Regions from separate parts of the Homo sapiens genome. Here all the other regions are linked to region 2. A link is a loop called in an ENCODE intact Hi-C map of the cell type or tissue named here. Cell type or tissue: MCF 10A. All regions are shown on one strand. Region 1 overlaps GALNT2 (polypeptide N-acetylgalactosaminyltransferase 2). Region 2 has its middle 90 kb from the start of URB2. Region 3 overlaps LOC105373162 (a long non-coding RNA gene).

The links. Peaks named below come from ENCODE experiments on the same cell type or tissue, not always from the same donor. Only the 100,000 strongest peaks of a DNase experiment are listed, where the experiment ranks them.
Region 1: a loop joins it to region 2, with 10 times the contacts of the local background. A loop is called at or near these places in 2 of 110 quality-filtered maps.
Region 3: it touches region 2 in a loop (2.4-fold over the local background); 5 of 110 quality-filtered maps call a loop at or near these places.

What each region holds. Positions count from the first base shown.
Region 1 is chr1:230,081,169-230,089,168 of GRCh38, reverse strand. All of the region lies in intron 1 of GALNT2 (polypeptide N-acetylgalactosaminyltransferase 2), which reads right to left. Among named protein-coding and RNA genes, the nearest start is that of GALNT2, 18 kb to the right of the region's middle. RefSeq lists an enhancer at 4,365-4,906. In MCF 10A, a CTCF peak has its summit at 1,877; DNase peaks (open chromatin) are centred at 1,958, 4,388 and 4,728.
Region 2 is chr1:229,712,101-229,720,100 of GRCh38, reverse strand. No RefSeq gene overlaps it. Among named protein-coding and RNA genes, the nearest start is that of URB2, 90 kb to the right of the region's middle. In MCF 10A, a CTCF peak has its summit at 4,920 (motif pointing left); a DNase peak (open chromatin) is centred at 4,930.
Region 3 is chr1:229,838,310-229,846,309 of GRCh38, reverse strand. All of the region lies in intron 3 of LOC105373162 (a long non-coding RNA gene), which reads left to right. Among named protein-coding and RNA genes, the nearest start is that of LINC01682, 44 kb to the left of the region's middle. In MCF 10A, no CTCF peak of the experiment used is centred here; DNase peaks (open chromatin) are centred at 2,319 and 4,929.

The DNA of each region.
Region 1 (8,000 bases), 370 kb before region 2:
TCAAAAAAAAAAAAAAAGAAAGAAAGAAATGGTTAAAATGGTCAGTTTTGTTATATGTATTTTACCATAATAAAAACTGTCGGGGGGGAAAGTTGATACATGCCACTACCTGAATGAACCTCAAAAACTATGGCAAGTGGAAGAACTCAGACACTAAAGGACACACAGTGCTTGAGTCAATTTATACGAAATATCTAGAATGGATAAATCCACAGACGCAGAAAGTACACTAGTGGTTGCCAGGGACTGGGGAGATGAGGAAATGGGGAACAACTGCTTAATGGGCATAGGGTTTCCATTTGGATGAAAATGTTTTAAAACTAGACAGAAGTGGCCGGGCGCGGTGGCTCACACCTGTAATCCCAGCACTTTGGAAGGCTGAGGCAGGTGGATCATGAGGTCAGGAGATCAAGACCAGCCTGGCCAACACAATGAAACCCCGTCTGTACTAAAACTATGAAAAATTAGCCAGGCATGGTGGCAGGCCCCTATAGTCCCAGCCACTTGGGAGGCTGAGGCAGGAGAATGGGGTGAACCTGGGTAGCGGAGCTTGCACTGAGCCGAGATAGCGCCACTGCACTCCAGCCTGGGTGACAGAGCAAGACTCTGTCTCAAAGAAAAAAAAAAAAAAACTAGACAGAAGTGGTAGCTGTACAACTGTAGTAAATGTCACTGAACTGTATACTTTACAATGGCTAATTTTATGTTACATGAATTTCACCTCAATAAAAATGAATTAAAAAAAAAACCCTGTCACACAGAACAACAGAGATGAATCTTGAAGACATCATGCTAGTGAAAACAAGCCAATCAGAAAAGGACAAATATTACAAGATTCCACTTACATGAAGCACCTAGAGGTGTCAAGTGCACAGAGGCAGAAAGCAGAATGGTGGGTGCCAGGGGCTGGTGAGAATGGGAGTTACTGTTTAATGGATACAGAGTTCCAGATCTGCAAGATGACAAAGTTTCACAACAGGACTACACTTAACACTACAAAACTGTACACTTAAAAATGGTTAAGACAGTAAACTTTATGTTACATGGTTTTTACCCCAAAAATTGTTAAATAAAGCAAAAACATTGGGGGCGGGGGGAGATGCAAATATGGAAAAATAGAATCCAGGATTGCTCAACTACTGAATACCCCAGTCCACCCCCATATTCATTTAGCCAAGAGCCTGTAAGAAAACTTGTATTTTTCTTCTGTTCTAAACTGTCACTTAATATCTGCTGTTCATCGTTTTTATTATTCTCAGAGCTTCCAGAGTAAGTACTCATAGCTAAAAGCATCGTCCAGTAATCCAGTAGGCATTTCATTATATGCCCATCAATATTTAACTCTGAATATTAAAGCAAACACCCAAGTATTCCAAAAGAGAAGACCAAGCTCAAGCTCAGAGCCCTCAAAAAGTCCAAACAGATATTCAAGGGCTCCATGACCATCAGCAGTTACTCCCAAAAGATGGAGACTCTCAGCGACGCCTTCCTAACCAGCTGTCCCCAGACCTGACTGCGTGAGAGTCATTCACACATGGGGAGCTTTTTCTAAAACACACTTGGGCCCCACAGCCAGACATTCTGACTGAATCAGTCTAGGGTGGGTGATAGGCATCTACAGCTCAAAGTTTTCCCCAGGTGTTCCTAACGTACAGCCAGATTGAAAACCGCTGGTTAACAGTGCGGGCTGGCAGTTATGGGGGAGTAAAGGCAAGAAAGACAGATGGCAAGGAAAACCAATTAAGATGGGGGAAGTGGAGGACAGCAGAAGGATCTTAGGCTCCTGCAGTCCTTGAAATTTAATTTTACTGCAGTAATTCGAGTGCAATCAACAGGCATATTCCTTCACCCTGCACATATTTCATTTGTGAAATTCGGTAATTAGTACCGGTCATCAGATGAGGGAGCTCTTAAAATACAGAAACTAAGCATGCCCCAGCAGGCCAGGCCCCTTCCCTATGGGGAGAGTGTGCACTGGTTTGGAAAGGGCGGTGCCAGATGCTGGCTTAGAGCCCGCTGCATAAAGAAGGGGTAGAAGACAGCTCCCAGCCAGGACCTTCCCAGGTGAAATACCTCCCTCCCTGGGATGGAAGAAGACCCCTCCCACACACACTCTACTGAGCTCTTTCTCCCTACGTGCCTGGTGTGGGTTAAGTGCTCACCAGGCAACATCTTGTTGAACCCTTGTGACAGCTTCATGCAGTAAACCCTGTGATAAACTCCATCTCGTAGAGGAGTAACAGAGACATAGAAAGGTACTTGTCTAAGGGCACACAGGTAAGTGGCAGGGCTGACACCTGAGCCACTCCATGACTCCAAAGCTCAGCACTGCCCACACCAACTTTCTAGAGCACTCTTAGTGGTCCCCAATAGCACAAACAGCATGACGGACGCACCACTGAGTACAAAGGGCTGTGCCCCGAACACATGAATAACAAGTTATTAATTGCTCTAAGAGATCCAACCCAGGAGATTCAGGCTGCAGCAAAATCCTCATTTCTGCAAAAGTTATGTCCTGAGCAGGGGTGAGCCAAGGAGGAACAAAGAATGAAAAGGAAAATAAATTCCCTTAACACACGGGGGAAAAAAAAACTGCTCACTTTACAGCTGTTTTCCTCCTTTGCCAGTAAGAACATCCCCCTAAAAACTGTAAAATGGAGAAAGCATCAATCTCCAAAGAGTGAGCAATGCAGACAGTTCTCGCACAAGGGCCATCTCTTATCTTGCCCTCCCTCTATTCCCTTGACTTAGGCATTTTTCCTCACTCCAACTCCCTCCTTGCCCTACCTCACCAGATAAAGGGCCGGCAGAATGACCAGGAGGTGCTCTGCTGGGTCGTCAGGCTGAACTAACCACCTCTCAGCCCAGAGCTGAGCAACGTGCTGTATCCCTAGTCACCATCACCCACCCTTTCTAAACCCTTGCTGAAATGCCTCCAGATTCCAGCCCTCCAGGAGCTCGTATTATTCTCTACCTACAAACTCGCCAAATAATTGAGAGCAAAATTTTCTCAGTTTCACCTCTGGCACCCTAGGAATACCAAGACCTGGATTAAAATCTTGTCATTTGTTCTGTGAATTCCATGAAGGTGGACGGAAATCTCTCAGCACGTTTCTGGTGGAACCCGAGTTCGTTCCTTAACCAGGCAGGTCAGCAAGCAGTTTCCAATCACCTTAGGGGCACTGATAGAGCTGTGGACATACGGTGAGCCCACTCTTCTGGGCTCCAGGTATTGCCTCGGGTTTCCCCAACATTTCACAAACATAAATCCATCTCCGTCCCATCTGTCAAACATCCTTCACCCCCAACGTCTACACCAGAAGTCAGTGGCCTATCAAAACAGTTCTGTAAGTGGTTGGCTAAGGTATAGAGCATTAAAATAACCAGCCAGGAGGAGCTCCAGAAGATCCAAAATGCAATGAATAAGAGAACCTCAGATGCCTAATCCTGCATCTTGCCTAAACAGGTAGACTGCCCCGGACTTCAACCTAGACAATCACAAACATTACCGCCTACATTCAGAACCATTTTCCAGTGATGAACTGGATCATGCCAGACCCCTAATGAACTCCTACAGGGACGGCACCAGGTCCAAGAAGCTGAAGGAGACCCAGAGCCAGCAAATGAGACACAGGGGCTTACGAGTGGGAAACCTGTACACAGGGATGGCCCAGTGGCAGTGGACTGGGCAGGAAAACTGCAACTGCTTGAAGCCTGTGGTTTATAAATAGAGTTTCCACCTAGCATCCTCTAACAGCCTCCACGGGGCAACCTTCATTTAACCCAAAACAAAGGGCCTCGCTCATCTGTATGCCCAGTGTTCCACGGGACAGGATAGGGGCTCAGATGTTCCTCATAAACAAGGAATGAATCTCCAGGTTGGCCACTCCCGGATTCCTTAGCTCAAAACTCCAAACACACATTCAGGTGTGTCTGCCCCACAGGGTCACTGTCAGGGTATGCTTCAGTTTTGCCGTCAGGTATGTCTGCCATCCGCAGTGGTGAAAGGAGAGTTAATAATAAAAACTTTTGCTAAAGAGAGCCAGAAGAGAGGAGATTGCTTACAAACAACTGATCATTCTATTCCTCATCAGCTCTCTCCTGTACCTCAGCATCACTGCACAATCTTTCTCCACTTCTCGGAGATGAAATGGCACCTCCACCTTTAGGGCACAGGATTTAAGGGCTTAACTTACAAATACAGCTGGGGTCTGTTCAGCTGCAAGAGCAAGGCAGCATGTCTGGACGAAAAAGCAGACATTCTTGTCTCCCCTAATCCCATGTTCACCCTGCACCAGGGAGAAAAAGCCAGACTTGCACCCAGAAATGATGTCAACTCCCAAGCATGCTGCCAAACCACAGCATGTTACCAGTCAGAGACTCAGCACGCAGATCCCAGCAGAAAAGGGCAAAATGACTTGGTAGCCCATAGCTGAGTCACCCAGCAGGCAAACAGCTGAAGGAGAGTAGGAGGGAGCCAGGGGCCAGGGATGCCTTGAACCTGTGAGGCATGGTCCCCCATGTGGCAGACCCTCCACAACCCTGGCTCTCAGCCATTCTCCCCCGAGCCCACCAGTCTCAGCCTCATCTCCCTCACCTAGCAACGTCTCGGTGCTGAGCCAGACACAGGAAGTGCCAGGGCAGACAAAATCAGATCCTAAATGCTCACCATCCCCCGGCTGTCTCTCTGACCTCACGTCCCATTCACCAGCTTGCCCTCCTCCTTTGGTTGCCCAGACATGCCAAGTTCATTCTGGCCCCAGGATCTCTGCACAGGATCTTCTCCAAGCCCAGACAGCCTTCTGCCACACTGGATCATTCTGGTCAACAGGCCTCGCCCACAGGTCCCCTCCTCGGCCCTTCCTGATGAGGACTCACCTCTCATGGAGCCCCACTTCACACTCTGATATTGGCGTGACCGTCCCCCAGCCTGCCCTCCTTCCAGAATATACATCCCTGGGCCCATGTTAGCCTGGCTCCCCACTGTCTCCCTGCTGTGGGAGGGGCCAAGCCTGTGCTGGCCTCAAGACACTCACAGTCCACTGGGACGCAGGGGATCAAATTAAAAATTACACAGAGGCTCCAGGCAAATCAGGGAAATCTCGGGTGTCCAAAGTGACATACAAAGGGGGAGGGCTGCTGGAAGTGCAGACCCTCACCTTCACAGGCATGTACGCCAACATCCGGGTGCTGATGGAGATGAGCTCAGGCCTGTCCACGGCTCCAGCTCCTCCATGTGCAGCAGGCACCATTTCCTTCAGCTTGCATGCAGGTCCAAGGACACAGACAGTGGGCCCCCTCCGGCCCCCTTCTATTGGAAGGGCTAACAGAGGCCCACCAGGATTTCCAACCCTTTCTTACAGAGTTTTACTTGGTCCTGAACAATCCAGATACTCCAAGTAAAAACAGAGTAACCCCCACTGTCATTCCTCTGAAGAAACTAAATGCTCAGTGCTGACCATCTCCTTACTCTCCGGACACCGTTTAACAGCAAGGACAGCTTTCTGAAGGAAAGATCAATGCCTTAAAATGAGGATTCTAAATTTTCAAACATTTTAACATAATGCAAGCATCAGGGGGCTGCAGGTGACCTTTCAAAGTTGTTTCTCAGATCATTTCCTCTGTTCTATCAGTCTGGCTTCTTGTTCCATCATTGGGCCCCCCAGCTCCATCATCCCAGCCCCCTGCTCCATCATCCCAACTGTCTGCTCCAACATCCCAGCTCCCTGCTCCATCATCTTGGCTCCCCGCTCCATCATCCCGCTCCCTGCTCCATCATCCCACTCCCTGCTCCGTCATCCCAGCTGCCTGCTCCCTCATCCCGGCTCCCCTGCTCCATCATCCTCGCTCCCCACTCCATCATCCTGGCTGCCTGCTCCAACATCTGGGCTCCCCACTCCATCATCCTGGCTGCCTGCTCCATCATCCCAGCTCCCCGCTCCATCATCCTGGCCCCCCCGCTCCATCATCCTGGCTCCCTGCTCCATCATCCTGCTCCCCACTCTGTCATCCCAGCTGCCAGCTCCATCATCTAGGCTCCCTGCTCCATCATCCTGGCTCCCTGCTCCATCATCCCGGCTTCCCTGCTCCATCATCCCGGCTTCCCTGCTCCATCATCCCAGCTTCCCTCCTCCATCATCCCAACTGCCGTGCTCTATCATTCCAGCTCCCTGCTGTTTCATCCCAGCTGCCCTGCTCCATCATCCCAGCTGCTCTGCTCCATCATCCCAGCTCCCGGCTCCATCATCCCAGCTCCCTGTCCATCATCCTGGCTGCTTGTTCCATCATCCTGGCTCCATGCTCCATTATCCAGTCGTCCTGCTCCATCCACAGCTGTCCTTATCCTGCTCTATCATCCTGGATCCCCTATTCTCTCTGCAAGTTCCCCTGATGTATCAGCCTGGATCCCCTGCTCTATCATCCCAGCTGTCTAACTAGCACTCCAGTGCGTATGTTCCATGCATATGACTTCCTATGAGCAGGGGCAATGCCTAGGTTTCTAGGCTTTGTCCACAATTTATATGTGTGCCTCCCTCTCCTGGCAGCCACTACACTCCCTTCCCGAAATAAATAAATGATACAGAAGTGATAAAAGGTACTCTCCTCTGGCTCAGCACTGAGGAAGTAGGGATAAGGAGAGTCGGCTGCAGGAGGAATGGCACATTGGAGATCTCTCCAAGGTAGGCCAACTCCAGAGGCCCTAGGAAGAGATGACCAGCCTGAATGGCTGTGGAACTGCAAAGGCAAGGCAGGGCTTAAAGCCAGACACCTATGAAATCACCAACCCATCAGCTCACTCAATCATGTCCATTAATCCATTAAGCCTGCTTTGTTCTACGGTGCCCCTGGAAACTTACACAGCACTTTGACCGATTAGAGAACCTTAAAAATGTAACCCAAATGTGACACCTGCTTCATTCAGCACCACAGCTTCACCTTACACAAAGAAACAGAGACCTTCCCAGATTGAAGGCAACTCCACATTGCCCAAAGGAGGGACACGGACTAGAGAAGAAGGATGGAAAAGCCTGCCTCACCAGGTGCCTCTGCACCCCGACTGACACTCCTAGTCCAAAAATTCACACCTGATGTCACCACTGACCTGCAGGTCTGCTCTAAGCAAGACCCGTCCTGGGTCAGAGAAGTCAAGCCAGACCAGCCCCAGAAGTACCTGCAGGAAGGGAGAGCAAGCACAAATAAACGTCCTCACTAAGCTCGTCAGCATCATCTTCATCAACTCACTAACTCTCTTTTCCAGACAAGGAAACGCAAGCCAATGTCCCACAGCTACTCCGTAGTAACAGCAGGATCTGAACCAGGTCTAACATGACAGGCCAGGCTCCCAACCACTGTGCCATCCTTCCTCGTCATGGTTAGCATGACCAAACGTGGGTTTTCACACAGGTCATTCCTCCTTAAAATCATCACAGAGTGTATCTATTGATCTGCAATCCAGTTGTGAGTTGTCTTAATTAGAGCCATCAGCAAAGCCACGTGAGCACTTTTCTAATTGACAGAACTAGTCCTCAGCCCTCACAGGGGGGCTTTGTTGCATTGCCACAATTATTAATTTGTCTTCCACTTGTCACTCATCTGCAGTTTCAAAAGCAAGCCAGAAACTGAACTAATGAAAGAACATTTCCTAATTAAAACCTTGCAGAAAAGTTTTCAAATTAACACGCTATATTCAGATAGTAACAGCTCAAGATGTTGAAAAATCCAATTGCCAATAAGAGTATTAAAAAATTAAACAGCACGCACTTAAAACCATATCTCGGTATAATTTTTCAAAGACAAGCTGGAAAAGATTAAGGGTGGAATTGGGAAATAATCTCCTGGCCACTGAACACTGGATGGGGAAAGGGTTCTGGCCTGAAGCTACCTGCAGAACCCCAGGGGCCACTCGGTCCTCACACCAGCTGGGGGGGACCCTGACCAGCTTCCTCATGCTGTCTGGGGCTCAGATTCCCCACCCAAGGAAGAAGCAAAGGGCTGCAGGA
Region 2 (8,000 bases):
GAATGGAAAATCAAAATGTGGTATATCCATACAATGAAATATTATTTAGCCCTACAAAGGAATGAAATTCTGACACATGCTTCAACCTGGTTGAACCTTGAGAACATTATGCTAAGTCACAATAAGCCAATCACAAAAGGATGAATACTTTATGATTCCACTTATATGAGGTACCCAGATTATTCAAGCAATAGACAAAAAGTAGAATGATGGTTGACAGGGGACAGGAGGAGGAGGAAAAAGTTAGGAGTTATTGTTTAATGGCTATAAAATTTCAGTTGGGCAAGATGAAAGTGTTCTGGAGATTGGTTGCACAACAACGTGAATGTACTTAACACTACTGAACTGCACAGTTCAAATAGTTAAGATGCTATGTTTTATGTTATATATTTTATCACAGTTTTTAAAATCCTCAGAAATACTGGGCAACATAGTGAGACCCCCATCTCTACAAAAAAACTTTTTAAAAATTAGGCCAGCATGGTGGCTCATGCCTATAGTTCCAGCTGCTCATGAAGGCTGAAGTGGGAGGATCACTTGAGCCCAGGAGGTTAAGGCTGCACTGAGCCATGATTGTGCCACTGCACTCCAGCCTAGGTGACAGAGTGAGATCCTGGCTCAACAAAGGAAAAAAAAAAAAAAGTCCTAAGAGACCAATCACTGTGGAAATGTACTGGAAGATGTAATTTAGAGAAAAAAATTCATAAAATATTACTGAATGTCTTTAAAAAAATAGGTAGGCAGGGTGGGCGTGGTGGCTTGCTCTTGTAATCCCAGCACTTTGGGAGACCGAGGCAGGAGGATCACTTGAGCTCAGGAGTTCAAGATCAGCCTCAGCAATATAATGAGGTCCAGTCCCTACAAGAAACTAAAAAAGTAGGCCAGGCACGGTGGCTCACATCTGTAATCCCAGCCCTTTGGGAGGCCAAGGTGGGAGGATCACTTGAGCCCGGGAGTTCAAGATCAGCCCAGGCAACATAGTCAGACCCCATCTCAATTTATTTTTTAAAAAAATTAGCTGAGCTTAGAGGCACACACCTGTAGTCCCAGCTACTCAGGAGGCTGAGGAAGGAGGATAACTTGAGCCAAGATCACACCACCACAATCCAGCCTGGATGGCAAAGCAAGACCCTGTCTCAAAAAAAATAAAAATAAAAACATATAGGCAAATTTATAATTAATATCAGCACTGGGCAGATGATCAACTTTGTTAACAGAAAAATGCTTGTAGAAGATAGCAGCTTTAAAAATCTGCTAAGGGCAGACACAGCGGCTCACACCTGTATCATGCTACTTTGGGAGGCTTGAGCCCAGGAGTTGGAGACCAGCCTGGGCAACATAGTAAGATTCCATCTTTATAAAAATAAATAAATAAATAAATAAAATAAAAATAAAAATCTACTTTAAAAACATATTGTACTACCAAAAATTAATTAAAACAATAAAATTCCTTGTTGGCAATATTTTGTATAAATAGCTATCCTAGCACATATTACTATTATACTGTTGTGTTTTTTTAACCACAATTCTACTATAAATTGGTACTTTCTTTTCTAGAGAACAATTTGGCAACAGGTAATAAGGTCTTAAAAAATGTTTAGCTCTTCCAACCTGGTTATTCCACTTTGGGGAATTTATTCATTCAATGAATAGTCACTAAGCATTTTCCTTCTATGCACTGGGCACTGTTGTGAGTACTGTGAATACAGTGGTGAAGTCCATATAATCCCCGCCCTGAGAGCTTACAATCCTACGGAGGGAAAGAAACACATTTATTGATGTAGTGAATATATATTTTCCGGGCTCACAATCCAGGTGAGGCAGGAGAATAGGGTCTGGAGACAGGGAACCTAAGGCTGTTTCACGCCAACTTCCTAGAACTAAATTGAAAGGAAAACCCTAACTTTCCACGCCTAAGTGACAAAAAGACCAGAGGCTACTACTCCCTTTACAAACCCCCTACCTTTTCTGCACAGCAGATGGGAAATTGGCTTTCCACAACCTATCAGACTGGTTGCAGGCCAAGTCTTTGTTTCCATAGAAGCATAACTTTGTAACTTCATCCTAGCCTCTCATTGGTTGCCTTTTGTAACCGAGCAGATGTTTGCACAGCAGTGTGACCTTTGTAACTTCACTCCAGCCTCTGGTTGGCTGCTTTCTGCAACCAATCAGACTGATTGTGAGCTACCACTTCATTTACATGAGGTGAGCATGAAATGGCCAATGGGAAACTTCTAGGGGGCATTTGGACCCAAGAAGATTCTGTATCTGGGCCCTTGCCCAGCTGCTCGGGTGTGCTGCCACACTGTGGATTGTACTTTCGTTTTCGATAAATCCCTGCTTTCGTTCTTTTGTTGCTTCATTCTTTCTTTCTTTGAAGAACATTTTGTCCAATTCTTTGTTCAAAACGCCAAGAACCTGGACAACTTGCAGTCACGACCCTCTACCGGTGACACATGCTTCCTCTTTGTGTTAAATGTACTCGAAACCTTCTTTAAGAAACACCCCACCTGTAATCCCAGCACTTTGGGAGGCCGAGGCGGGCAGGTCACGAGGTCAGGAGATGGAGACCATCCTGGCTAACACGGTGAAACCCCGTCTCTACTAAAAATACAAAAACCAAATTAGCCGGGCATGGTGGCGGGCGCCTGTAGTCCCAGCTACTCAGGAGGCTGAGGCAGGAGAATGGCGTGAAACTGGGAGGCGGGGCTTGCAGTGAGCGGAGATGGCGCCACTGCACTCCAGCCTGGGAGACAGAGGGAGACCATCTCAAAAAAAAAAAAAAAAAAGAAAGAAAAGAAAAGAAAAAAAGAAACACCCCTTCCTCATTTTCCACCCTGTGAATGGATGGTCCACTCATCCAGCTACACCTATTTTAAGTCAGTTATTGTATTTCACCCCCTGGCCACTATGATTGGTTCAGAGACGGCACATAACTCATGTGGAGCTAATGAGATGAATAAAGATGTTTGCTCGGGCTTGTGGCAAAGATACATTTTCTTCTGCCGTATTGTATAAAGGTATGAGGCTTGGCGCTGCTGTAGGCATCTCCATTCCCTGGGCTGTGTCAGCCTAAAAATGAAATAACCCCTGGAGAAAGGCAGGGCAAAGACAGCAGGGCAAAGACATTAGAGAAATGGCCAGATGGTGTCCTCTGAGTCTCAGGACTGAAAGGCCTGTAGTCAGCTCCACCCTTGGACTTTCAGTGTGTGAGCCAATACGGCCCGTTTTGTGTATAAGCCAGTATGAACAGCACACTGTCACCTACAACGGAAGGAAAACCAACTTATACACATTTGCTGTCCGGATGGGATATCACAATAGAGTGACAGGCACTGAAGCGGTGAGCCAAAGGGTGGTATAGGAGAGAAGTCTAACCCAGACTTTAGCAGGGGAGCAAAGACTTTCCATTAGTAAATGCCATTTTAGTTGAGAGCTGAGGCATATAACTAAGGAAATAGCTAAGAAGAAAAATAGAGCAATTTATACCAATTATAGCAAGCTTGTTTCTAAAAAAGAATATATTGGAAATAACCTAAATGCTCAACAATAGGTGCATTATTAAGCACCCTATTGCATATAAATATAATGTAATACATACCAATATGGTGACAGCCATGACAAATATGTGCACAGTTTGGATACGTAGTAATACTCAGTCTGGTTTTGTTAAGCATTCTCAGCTCAGTGGGATATTAGCTCGAAATAGTGTAATGTTTTTCCAATCACTGTGCTCTGTTAATTCCCCTCTTTCTTTACCTTAGCAACATTTTTGGCAGAGCTGTGGGTTTCCAGTCACTTCGAATTATTCAAATTCCAGGCTCAGGTCGGATTTCAACCTGAGCTCATCCCTCCTCCACAGCTCCGCAGAGCTCAGGGGCCTGTTAGGAAGGAGGATGTGGGCTGCTCTCACCGGCCGCTCACTGCAGCATCGTGGAAGGAAGGTGTAGCGGGGAGCGGGGGTCTGATTTGAGGATTATTATTCTCTTGAATCTCACTTATTCTCAAGGCCTAATTCCTGTGGTGTTCAAGACCAGAAGAAGAAAAGAGGCAGAGTTCAGGATCCTGCGTTGAGAGTGGCCTCTCTTGCCCCCAGGCCTCCCTGCGGCCTCTGTCTCCTCCATCTTCTGGCTACTTGTATGTGGGGCCACAGGAAATATGTGATCCCCTCCGAACTCTGTGAGTTGCCTCCAGAGCTGGGAGGGGATACTAATAACCACTACCCAAGGCCTTGCTTCCCCCTCCACCTTTAGCTGCTCCTATAAGCTTTTTACTTCCAGAAATTTCCAGAAAATAAAGTGCCTTTTTGTAAATTCACAAGTGCTGCACAACTCCAAGAACTACAGACCAATCTTTTCCAACCATTCTCCAATTGCTGTCTCTCCTGCTGACAGTATCATTATGGGACTGCTGGTTTATAGTAACCCAGCAAGGATCCTGCCTAGAGAGAGGTAGTAGTCTTAGCTTTAGGCAGGTGCCCTCAAGCTCTACAAGGAATTTTCTTATGGGCCCCTTCCAAAGTTTATGTTTTGGGAAACTGACGCAGGACAGGCAAGCCTCCAAACTGGGGCTTGGGCCGGAAGGGTTCTTGGCTTCACCCAGGGAGGAAGTCAAGGGCGAGCCAGTGGTGTTAGACAGCAATCCTTTACTGAACGGTACTGTTCCTTGTAGAGCAGCACTACCTCATAGGCAGCCCAGAGTCAGCAATGCATGGGTTCTTAGCAACTGTGTTGATACTCAATTTCAATTATATGCAAATTAAGGGACAGGTTAATGCAAATTGAGGGGTGGGTTATTTAGAACTTTCTAGGAAAGGAATGGTAACTTCCAGGTCGTTGCCATAGCATTTATAAATGATCATGGTGCTGGTGGGAGTGTCTCATGCTAATGAGCAATGAGGGCAGCTAGGGATCACTTTTGTCGCCACCTGGCGGTTCCTGATGGTTTTTTTACTTTGTCCTGTCTGGACCAGATCCTGTTTGGGTCAGCAGGGTCATGACCAGAAAACAAGTCTTTCTGGTCTCCAACCTCAAAGGCTTGTTGCTATGAGCTTTGGACACTTCCCAAGGCCCGAAGACTTCCAACTTTCATTCTCCCAGTTGTTTCCTCATATGGGTTGGCAGTAAGGCAGGTAGTTGTTGGCATGACGGTAGGGAGGAGCAGGGCTAATTTGATGGTCTTCTACTAGGGAGGTGCTGGCCCCAATGTTTGGCAGCTTTCTCCAGAATATAGGGTACTTAAAGCCTGTTATTTTTATCTGTAGCCCCCAGTGCTAATTACAGGACAACAGTCCTACTAAACATCCAATATCATGTATTGTTTAGGTCTCATATATCTCCATGACTGATTTTCTGTCTATTTGTTCTATCAAGTACTGAGAGAAGAGTAACAGAATCTTCAACTGTAATTATGCATTTGTCTATTTCTCCTTTCAGTTCCTTCAGTTTTGATTTTTTCTGAGGCTTTGTTTTTAGGTGCTTACATATTTCAAATTATGATGTCTTCCTGACCCCTTTATCAATATAAAATATTCCTCTTTATTTCTGGTAATATTTCCTGTTCTGAGATCTAGTTTCCTGATATTAATATAGCCACATCAGCTTTTTTTAATGGGTAGTGTTTGCATAGTATATTTTTTCTCATTCTTTCACTTCTAATCCACCTGTGTTTTCATATTTAATGAGCGTGTCTGTAGACTTCATATAATTGGGTCTCGATTTTTATATCTACTCTGGCAATATCTGACTTTTGATAGTAGTGTTTAGATTCTTTATTATAATTACAAATATGGTTGGAATTGAGTCTACCATGTTGCTATTTGTATTTTATTTATCTTCATATTTTCTTTGTTGCTATTTCACTTCACCTGCCTTCTTTGGATAACTGATTATATTTTTAGGATTCCATTTTATCTCTAATATTGGCTTATTAGCTATTTCTCTGTTTTCTTTATTTTTAAGTGTTGTTCTAAGACTTAACATATGAATTTTTAGCCAGGCAAGCTGTAGTTCCAGCTACTTCAGAGGCTGAGGTGGGAAGATCTCTTGAGCCCAGGAGTTCAAGGCATTAGTGTACAATGATCACACCTGTCAATAGCCACTGCACTCCAAGCCTGGGAAACATAGCTGAGAACATGTCTCTAAAAATGACAAAAATGAAAAAAACAATATTATACTCCTTCAAGTACAATTAAGAAACCTGTAGGCCGGGTGCAGTGGCTCACACCTGTAATCCCAGCACTTTGGGAGGCCGAGGCAGGCGGATCACCTGAGGTCAGGAGTTTGAGACCAGCCTGGCCAACATGGTGAAACCCCATCTCTACTAAAAATTCAAAAATTAGCCAACAAGGTGGCACGTGCCTGTAATCCCAGCTACTTGGGAGGCTGAGGCACAAGAATCGCTTGAACCTGGGAGACGGAGGTTGCAGTGAGGCAAGATCGCGCCACTGCGCTTCAGCCTGGGCGACAGAGCAAGACGCCATCTAAAAAAAAAAAGAAAAGAAACCTGTAACACCATAGTTCCAAAGTATACTTTCTATCTTTATGCTATTGTTTTAATAGATTTTTACTTTTATATATGTTATAAACCCCATAATAGATTGTTACTACAGTCATACATTACATAACAATGTTTTGGTCAGTGATGGACCCCATACAAAACAGTGATCCCATAAGACTATAATTGAGCTGAAAAATTCCTATCACTTAGTAACATTGTAGCACAATACATTATTTACATGTTTTGGTGATGCTGGTATAAACAAATGAACTGTGTTGTCGGTTATATAAAAGTATAGCACATACAATTACACACAATATGTAATACTTGATAGTGATAATAAATGACTATGTTGCTGGTTTATGTATTTACTATACTATACTTTTTATTGTTATTTTAGAGTGTATTCCTTTTGCTTACATTATTAAAAAAAAGTTAATGGTAAGATAGCCTTGGCCAGGTCCTTTGGGAGGTATCAGAAGAAGGCATTGTTATCATAGGAGATGACGGCTCCATGCGTGTTTTTGCCTTGAAGACTTTCCAGTGAGACAAGATGTGGAGGTGGAAGACAGTGACAATCCTGACCTGGTGTAGGCCTGGGCTAATATGTGTGTTTGTGTCTGTTTTTAACAAAAACATTTAAAATGTGTCTAAAAATCTTTAAAAATAGAAAAATGCTTATAAAATAAGGATATAAAGAAAGAATATTTTTGTACAGCTATATGATTGTGTTTTAAACTAAATGCTATTACAAAAGAGCCAAAAAGTTTAAAATTTTTTAAAGCCTATAAAGTAAAAAGATTACAGGAAGCTAGGGTTAATTTATTATTGAAGAAAAAAATATTTATATAAACTTAATGTACCCTGAGTATATAGTGTCTGTAAAGTCTACAGTAGTGTACAGTAATGTCCTCAGCCTTCACATTCATTCACCACTTACTCATTGTCTCACCCAGAGCAACTTCCAGCCCTACAAGCTCCATATAGGGTAAGTGCCCTATACACATGTACCATTTATTATCTTTTATACTTTATTTTTACTGTATCTGTTCTATGTTTAGCTATGTTTAGATACACAAGTACTTACCATTGTGTTATAATTACCAACAGTATTGAGTACAGTATCACTCTGTAGAGGTTTGTAGCCTAGAACATAGGCTATACCATACAGCCTATGTATGTAGTAGGCTTTACCATTGAGGTTTGTGTAAGTACACCCTGTGATGTTCACACAATGATGAATTTGCCTAATGATGCATTTCTCAGAACATATCCACATTGCAAAGCAATGCGTGACTATATTTTGCTTTAAATAGTAAATTTATCTTTTAAGAAAAGTAAAAATAAGAAAAAAACATCTCATTTACCTACATACTAATTATATATGGCATTTTTCATTTCTTTGTGTAGATCCAGGTTATATCTGGTTTCCTTCTGTCTGAAAAACTTCATAAAGAATTATAATTCTTGTAGCAAAGGCCTACTGTTGAGAAATTCTTTCA
Region 3 (8,000 bases), 130 kb before region 2:
GTTTACTGGATTTCCAATGCCTAGAACAGAGCCTGCCACATAGGCTGTATTTGAAAATTTTCATTTCTGATAGTGCCTTTCAGTACAAACACCTAAAGCTGCTGGGGGAGACATCTCAAACATTCTTTTGAACGCCTGACTAAGATGATAGCAACAAGCACAATCCTGAGAGCATCAGAAATGAGGTTTTTTTCTGAGACTCCATGCTGATCCCTGGGGGCTGAGATCAGGTTCAGAAGATGATGGGGTGATACGGGTTTAGAAGTAGCCAGGTGTCTGGTCAGGGTGGGAGATCACGTCAGAAACCCTTCGAGAAAGTCATCATTCCTGTAAGGTAACACATCCCCATGGGTGAACTAGGGCACAGCCCATCCTGCAGAGGGAGGCAGAGGGAATAACTGCCTGTTTTTGCCTTGGTTCTGAAATAGCAATCCCTCAATCAATCAATCAATCACATACCTTCTGAAAATTCCTAGCCACTCACCCACACTCATTCAGATCTGGAGTCTGAATTCCCACTCTATGAATGGCCTCAAAACTTCCAAGACAAATATCTACATAAAGTAATCCCAAGTTGGCGCTTCCCCAGATCTTGGCAAAGGAAAGTGTCAATTCCCAATTCTCTCTGCAAAACACAACTCTAAGAAGTACAAGGGACTTGAGCTCCCAGTCAAAAGTCACTAAATATATGAGGAAGTAAGTCACCATGAGAAAGTCAGCAGAAGCTACAAACCACAAAATAAGTACTGCAAAAACAACAGGTATGGCAATCATCAGATACAGAAAAAAAAAAATCTATTATTACATTTAAAGAAATACCAGGGAATTTCAGAAAAATATCTAAGTGAAGAACAAAAGACTATAAAATCACTAGGTAGATCCTAAAAGTACCAAGCAAAACTTCTAAAAAGGGAAAATATAATTGATATTAGAAACTCAATGAATGACTTAAATAACGTATCAGATTCAAAGAGAAAATTGGTGAACTGGAAAGTAAATATTAAGAAATAGCACACAAAATGAGACAAACAGAGAACATGAAAAAGAGGTATCAACGGAAATAAATCACCAAGAAAGAAGACCCAAAATATATGTTTTTAGAACATCAGAAGAACATAATAGAAACAGCAGAGAAAAGCCACACTTTGTAGAAATAATGACCAACAAATTTCTAGAATTGATGAAAGACACCAATCCTTAGATTCAGCAACACCAAGGAATCTCAAGAACAATAAACAATAAGAAATGAACACTCAGTCTGCAAAACTCTAAACAGTGCCTGTGAAGCAGAATAACATACATCAGTATCAATCCCTGTGAGGGGAACACTGTGTACCTGTTGCTAATCCTAGAGGAACACTCAAAAGTCCTTGCATTTTCTGCTAAGGTTCCTAGATATGGCAGGCTTCCAGGTCTAGCAGGAGGTTTTGCACTAGCCCGGCTGTCCCAGTGAGTCTGGTGAGATGGAACTGTCACACAAGTCAGGCAAAGCAGATTTACAACTCACAGGTGAGCAGCAAAGATAAACAGAAGCCGAGGATCCATGGCAAACCAGTCCCTCGGGTTCAGGAAAGCTGCCCAGGGCAGATGGAGTCTTGTCTACACGTGCCTCACTTCGCATCCCAGCCGAGAGACCCTGAAAGGGCTGTGTTTTGGTTTTTATACCCCAGGGGCAACATGGTTTGCTGAGCCCAAGCTTTGCAGGATATCCTGTTCTAGGAAGATGTCCTGGATGGATAAATCCCAGCCTGTTTCAGATGGTTCCTGCTTATCTCAGGGTGTTGCATTCTCAGTACCTTCTCTCTGAGAATTGCAGGCAAGAGGGGAGAGAGCTGGGTTGGCCAAGAAAAATTTGGAGATTTGCCTCCTGCCATGCCTTCCCTCCACACCAAAGACACTAAAAGCACTAAAAGTCGATGGAAAGAAAAGCAGATTATCAACAAAAAGAATGACAATTTCATAAAATCAACAGCAGTAATGGTATCCAGAAAACAATACAACAATATTTTCAATATCCTAAGGGAAAGTTCTGGTTTTACGAGACTGCATAGGCTAATAACAACTGAGCCAAGATATCACCGACTTTTTACACAAAGATTTATTTTATGTTTGTCCAAAATCTCCTATTAATCAAGTGACTCTCCAGGACATTGTGTACCATACAGTGAGTGACTCATCAATCCAGGCTGCCTACATCTTGAGGCTCCACCATCTCAACACATGGCCTGCAGAATCACCAGAGAAGGAGAAGAGCTAAAGGGTCATGCTGGAGATGCTCACTGTGCCTCAGTCCAGAAATGACACCTGTGGCTCCGGCTCCCAGTCCATCAGCCAGAGTGACTCACAGGGCTCCACCCAGCTGCAAGGGAAGATGTTGCAGGGGAGGGGAAGAGCATGTGAATGTTCAGGAAGCACTGAAACTCCTGCCACTCTTCCAAGGACAAAGGCAAAGTAAAAACATATACTGATAAACCAAAACTGTTAGAATCTGTTACCAACTGATTCTCATGAAAGGAACTTCTTTAATAAGACAGCATTTAGGAATAGGGAAAATGATCCCTCCCACCAAAAGGTCGGAGGTGCAAAAAAAAGATGGTGAACAAAGAAATGGCAGCCATGTGAAAATTAAGTAATTACTGACTGTATCAAACAATAGCAATGATACTCAATTTGTAGGATTAAGAAAAAGCTCAAGCTGGAAACGAAATTCTAGACAAAAGCAGCATAATCCTGGAGGGATATGACTAACAGTACAGTGTTTTATGGTCCTTTTACTGTTCTAGAGGACTCTGTCAAGTTAAATATAGATATTAAAATATCTAGGGTAACCACCAAAATAACAGAACTAAAATGCATAATTTTCAAACTTTTAGAGGGAGGAAAAAGTGAAATGAGAGAAGAATAATTCAATCAGTCCAATAAAAGACAAGAAAGGATGAGGGCAGGGGGAATGGAGAGACAAGATAGGACAGGAGTACAAAATAAAATCATATGAATAAATAAAATTATTTTAAAATTATGGTTTTTTTATTTTTCTTATATAAATGAATAAAATTATATCAATAATTGAAACAAGTGTAAATGGGCCAAACTCTTAAACTAATAAGCAAAGATTATCATTCTTGTTTTCCTAAGTCCAGCAATACACTATCTATAAGAGCTGTATCTAATCACAATGAGTAAACACTTACGTGGTCCTCACCATGTGCCAAGCACTGTTCTGTTCTGACTACGCCGTATTTATCTATTTAATCTTCCCAATAGCCCAGTGAGACAGAGACTGTTTTGATAAGAAAAGTAAATCATAAGGACACTGTGGGAGGCCACGGCAGGCTGATTGCTTGAGCCTAGAAGTTCAAGACCAGCCTAGGCTACATGGCAAAACCCCATCTCTCCAAAAAAATACAAAAATTGGCCAGGCGTGGTGGCATGTGCCTATAGTCCCAGCTACTTGGGAGGCTGAGTTGGCAGAATCGCCTGAGCTTGGGAAGTTGAGGCTGCAGAGAGCCGTGACCATGCAGCTACACTGCAGCCTGGGCAACAGAGTGAGACCCTGTCTCAAAAAATAATAATAATAATAAAAGTTAATCATAAGGAAGTGAAATAATTTGCCTGAGATTAAATAACTAATGAGAGTGTGATTTGAACCCAGGAAGGCCCCTCCTAGAGCCCATACATTTAGCCTTTGTATTACACCACCTCTTAACCCCAGAAAGGGTGAAAACGAAGTAACACTGAAAGATATACCAGGTAATATTAACCAAAAGAAAGCTGACATCATGACATTTATATCAGACTTTAAGGAGAAAAGCATTATCAGCAATAAAGAGATAAAAAAATAAAGATCACAAGAAGATTTAATAATTCCGGGCTGGGCATGGTGGCTCACACCTGTAATCCCAGCACTGTGGGAGGCCAAGGTGGGCGGATCACTTGAGGTCAGGAGTTCAAGACCAGCCTGGCTGAAATGGTGAAACCCCATCTCTACTAAAATTCAGAAATTAGCCAGGCAACATGGCGGGTACCTGTAATCCCAGCTACTCGGGAGGCTTGAGGCAGGAGAATCACTTGAACCTGAGAGGCGGAGACTGCAGTGAGCTGAGATCGTGCCATTGCACTCCAGCCTGGGTGACAGAGTGAGACTCCATCTCAAAAATAATAATAATAATAATAATTCCAAACTTCTATGCCCTTTATAACATAACTTCAGAATACATAGATTATCCAGTCTGTCCCTGGATCTAAGGGAAAGAAAAGAGCATAGAGTAAAAATGGACAAAACTACAAAGAGAGGTTGACAAATACACTATCACAGTGAGATTCTTTAACATACCTCTCTCAGTAGACAGAAAACCAATAAGGCTATAGAACATTTGAACAAGCTTGATCTGTTGGAGACATATGAAACATAGCACCCAACAACTCAAGAATACAAATGCTTTTCCATGTATATATGGAACATTCATAAAAATTAATCACATACTAGAACAATAAAACACAAAGAACAAATTTCAAAGCATTATCCAAACCATGGTTTCTGATCACAATGCAACTACCTTAGAAATCAATAATAATAATACACAGCTAAAAATAGTGGTTTGACCAGAGGGTAGACAATTCAGATGAAGAATGTGCCAAGTTAAACTAAGAAAGTAGCACTAGGAATAGAAAAAAAAAAGAGGATGGATTCTATAGATATGTCTAATATTGGCAAAGAAGGAGTTGAGGAGATTGCCAAGGATTATAGCTCAGACAACTGGAGGTTGGCAGCAGAGCCACTAATCAAGAAGTGGGGAAATCTGCGAAAGAAGAACGTGTGAGGGAAGAAGTGAAAGTGATATCAGCTACTGCAAGGAGTTGAAACAGGATGAGGGCTAGAAAACAGGACATTAGCCCTGCCTTCAGCGAAACTAATTTCATCAGTGCATAAAGCCGTGGGTGCCAAATCCAGACAGGACTTGTTTGAGGAGTGAACCGGAGGCAAGGAATGAGTCAGTAAGTGTGGATCTCCCTTTTAAGAAAGTTAACAAGGAAATAATTTAATAAGGAATTGTATAAGAATTTCTTTCTTTTCTTTTCTTTTCTTTTTTTTTTTTTTTGAGACACAGTCTCACTCTGTGGCCCAGGCTGGAGTGCAGTGGCACAATCTCGGCTCACTGAAACCTCCGCCTCCCAGGCTCAAGCGATTCTCCTGCCTCAGCCTCCCGAGTAGCTGGGGTTACAGGCATGTGCCACCATGCCCGGCTAATTTATGTATGTATATATATATATATTTTTTTTTTAGTAGAGACTGGGTTTCACCATGTTACCCAGGCTGGTCTCAAACTCCTGAGCTCAAGTGATCTGCCCACCTTGGCCTCCCAAAGTGCTGCCCACCTTGGCTCCCAAAGCATAAACCACCACACCCAGCCAGGAATTATATAAGAAATGTAATAAGGAAAGAGGGATATGGGAAGAGTCAGAATGCTAAAGAGGGAAGGATTTATTGTGTTTTCTAATTAATATTTAGAAAATAGATTTGGGGGTACAAGTGCAGCTTTGTTACATAGATATATTGTGTAGTGGTGAAGTCTGGGCTTTCACTGTAACCCTCGCCCAACAGTGTACACTGTACTCATTAGGTCCTTTTTCATCCCTCACCTCCACCACCCTCCCACCCTTCCGAGTCTCCAATGTCTATTATTCCATACTCTATTTCCACATGTACACATTTGGATACACATTTAGCTCCCACTTACAAGTGAGAACATGCAGTATTTGACTCTGTTTCTGAGTTATTTCACTTAAGATGATGGCCTCCAGTTCGATTTATGTTGCTGCAAAAGATATGTTATTCTTTTTTGTGGCTGAGTACTATTCCATGACACACGCAGACACACACACACACACACACACACACACACACTCATCACATTTTCTTTATCCAGTCATCCATTGATGGACACTTAGGTTGATTCCATATTTTTGCTATTGTGATTAATGCTGCAATAAACATATGAGTGCAGGTATCTTTTTGATATAATGATTTCTTTCCCTTTGGGCAGATACCCAGTAGTGGGATTCCTGGATTAAATGGTAGTTCTATTTTTAGTTCTTTGAAACATCTCCATACTATTTTCCATAGGGGTTGTACTGATTTACCTTCCCACCAGTAGTGTACAAGCATTCTCTTTTCTGTTTCCTCACCAGCATCTGTTATTTTTTGACTTTGTCATAATTGCCTCTGTTTGTGTTAAACGGGAAGACTTGAGAGAGTCAAAAGTAAAATAACTATGTACACAGCCACTAGGGGCTTCAGTGATCCCCTCCAACAGCTGCCCTCCATCATGACTGCATGCCACCCTGCTCACCGCCCTTTAATTCTTGTGGGGTTGTGGGGCTGGAGAGATGCTGCTGAGCCTGTTCCTGTCCTCTACCATCCCCAAACCCGATTACCAGCCCCTTCCCCTTCAACAGCTCCCTGCCCTTTCTAAATCCCAATGCTGGAGTCATGCCAACACTGGTGACAACCCCCAAGTTGAATAAAAATTGAGAGAACTGTAGTTCTCAGTTGCAAGGAAAAGAAAAGCCCCAGAGTAAGACGGGGTGTGGTGAGGTACCGGACAGAAGGAAGGTGGGTGCATCGTATCCTTGGGAAGACGCATTGCTCTTTCTGGTCCCAAATGATTGGTCTTTCTAAAAACTACTGCGGGATTGAATGGGTTGTGGTGGGATGGGACAATAAAATTCTCATTTTAACATATGCAGGCAACTTGAAAATGGTATTGTATCGGAGCCAAGCATGGGCTCTCGCTAAAATTAAGGATGCACGTATTAGACTTCTTCTTTTGTAGTAGCAGGATGTTAGGAACAAGCACAATGCCTTGGAGGATAATGAAAGTACAGTGTGCAGAAGAGGAACCTGAAATTGTTATAATTATCATGGTAATTGTTAGTCAACCTCCTAAAGCAGGAACACAATGGAGCCAAATTATGTTACCTTCAAGTGATGATCTGGTTCCTTTCCCATTTCTTTGTTTCATTGTTTCCTCCCCAAGTCCCCTATTCTGGTGTTCCCTCCCGCTCCCTGGCCGACTCAGACCTTCTCCTCCGTGCTCCTTGTGCCCTTGCCTTTGTCAGGGATGGCTCACAAACTATTTTAATAATGTTTTTCTTATTAAAATTTAATATATGTGCATTGTGCACATTTTATAAAATATGTTTATCGTAGAAAAGTAAAAAGAAGAAAATAACAATCATCTATAATCCTGACCACCCAGAGATACTCACTGAGTGTTAACATTTTCATGTATGTAATTCTCTTCTTTCTTATGTGTACTCTCTCTATACCTATACGTATATGTCTATATATAAAACTTTATTAACATAATAGCTGGCACCAGAATTGCTCTTCAGAAGATACCTGACTTTGGTTGGAAAGATGCTTAGATAAATACTTGCCATAGTTAAAAGTTGAGAGAGTCCCAAATTACCCCCACATCTGAGAGCCAATGGGGGAAGATCCTGTAAATATCCCAGGGAAAGGAATTCATTGTTTCCAGAGGGGCGAGGGAGAGGGAAGGGAAAACAGAGAGGGGGACGAGTGGAATGGCACAAAGCTGTGCACTTCATTATGTGACTTCTTCATGCCCCCTCCCCCCACACCCCCGCAATCCTCAATGAAGTTTGCTGAGCTCAGGAAAGCCTGGTGTAAGTGACTTCCATGTTGTGGAAATAAAAGAAGGGGCTGAATCCATATCATAAGCAGTGGTTGAGGCAGCCCTTGAGGAAGATGGAATCGCAGAAGCAAAGGAGATCAGAAAGATGTAAGACTCTGCACCAGCCTGCACCCTAGAAATTAGAGGAAATCTCAAAAAGAGAGTAGGGCCTCATGGGAATTTCATTCAGCATTCAGCAGACAGAAAGGCCAGTTGCCAACTTCGAATTACACACACACGCACATGCTCGCACACGCATACACACATGCACGCAGAGCCAGAAACCTCTCCCTTTTTTTTTTT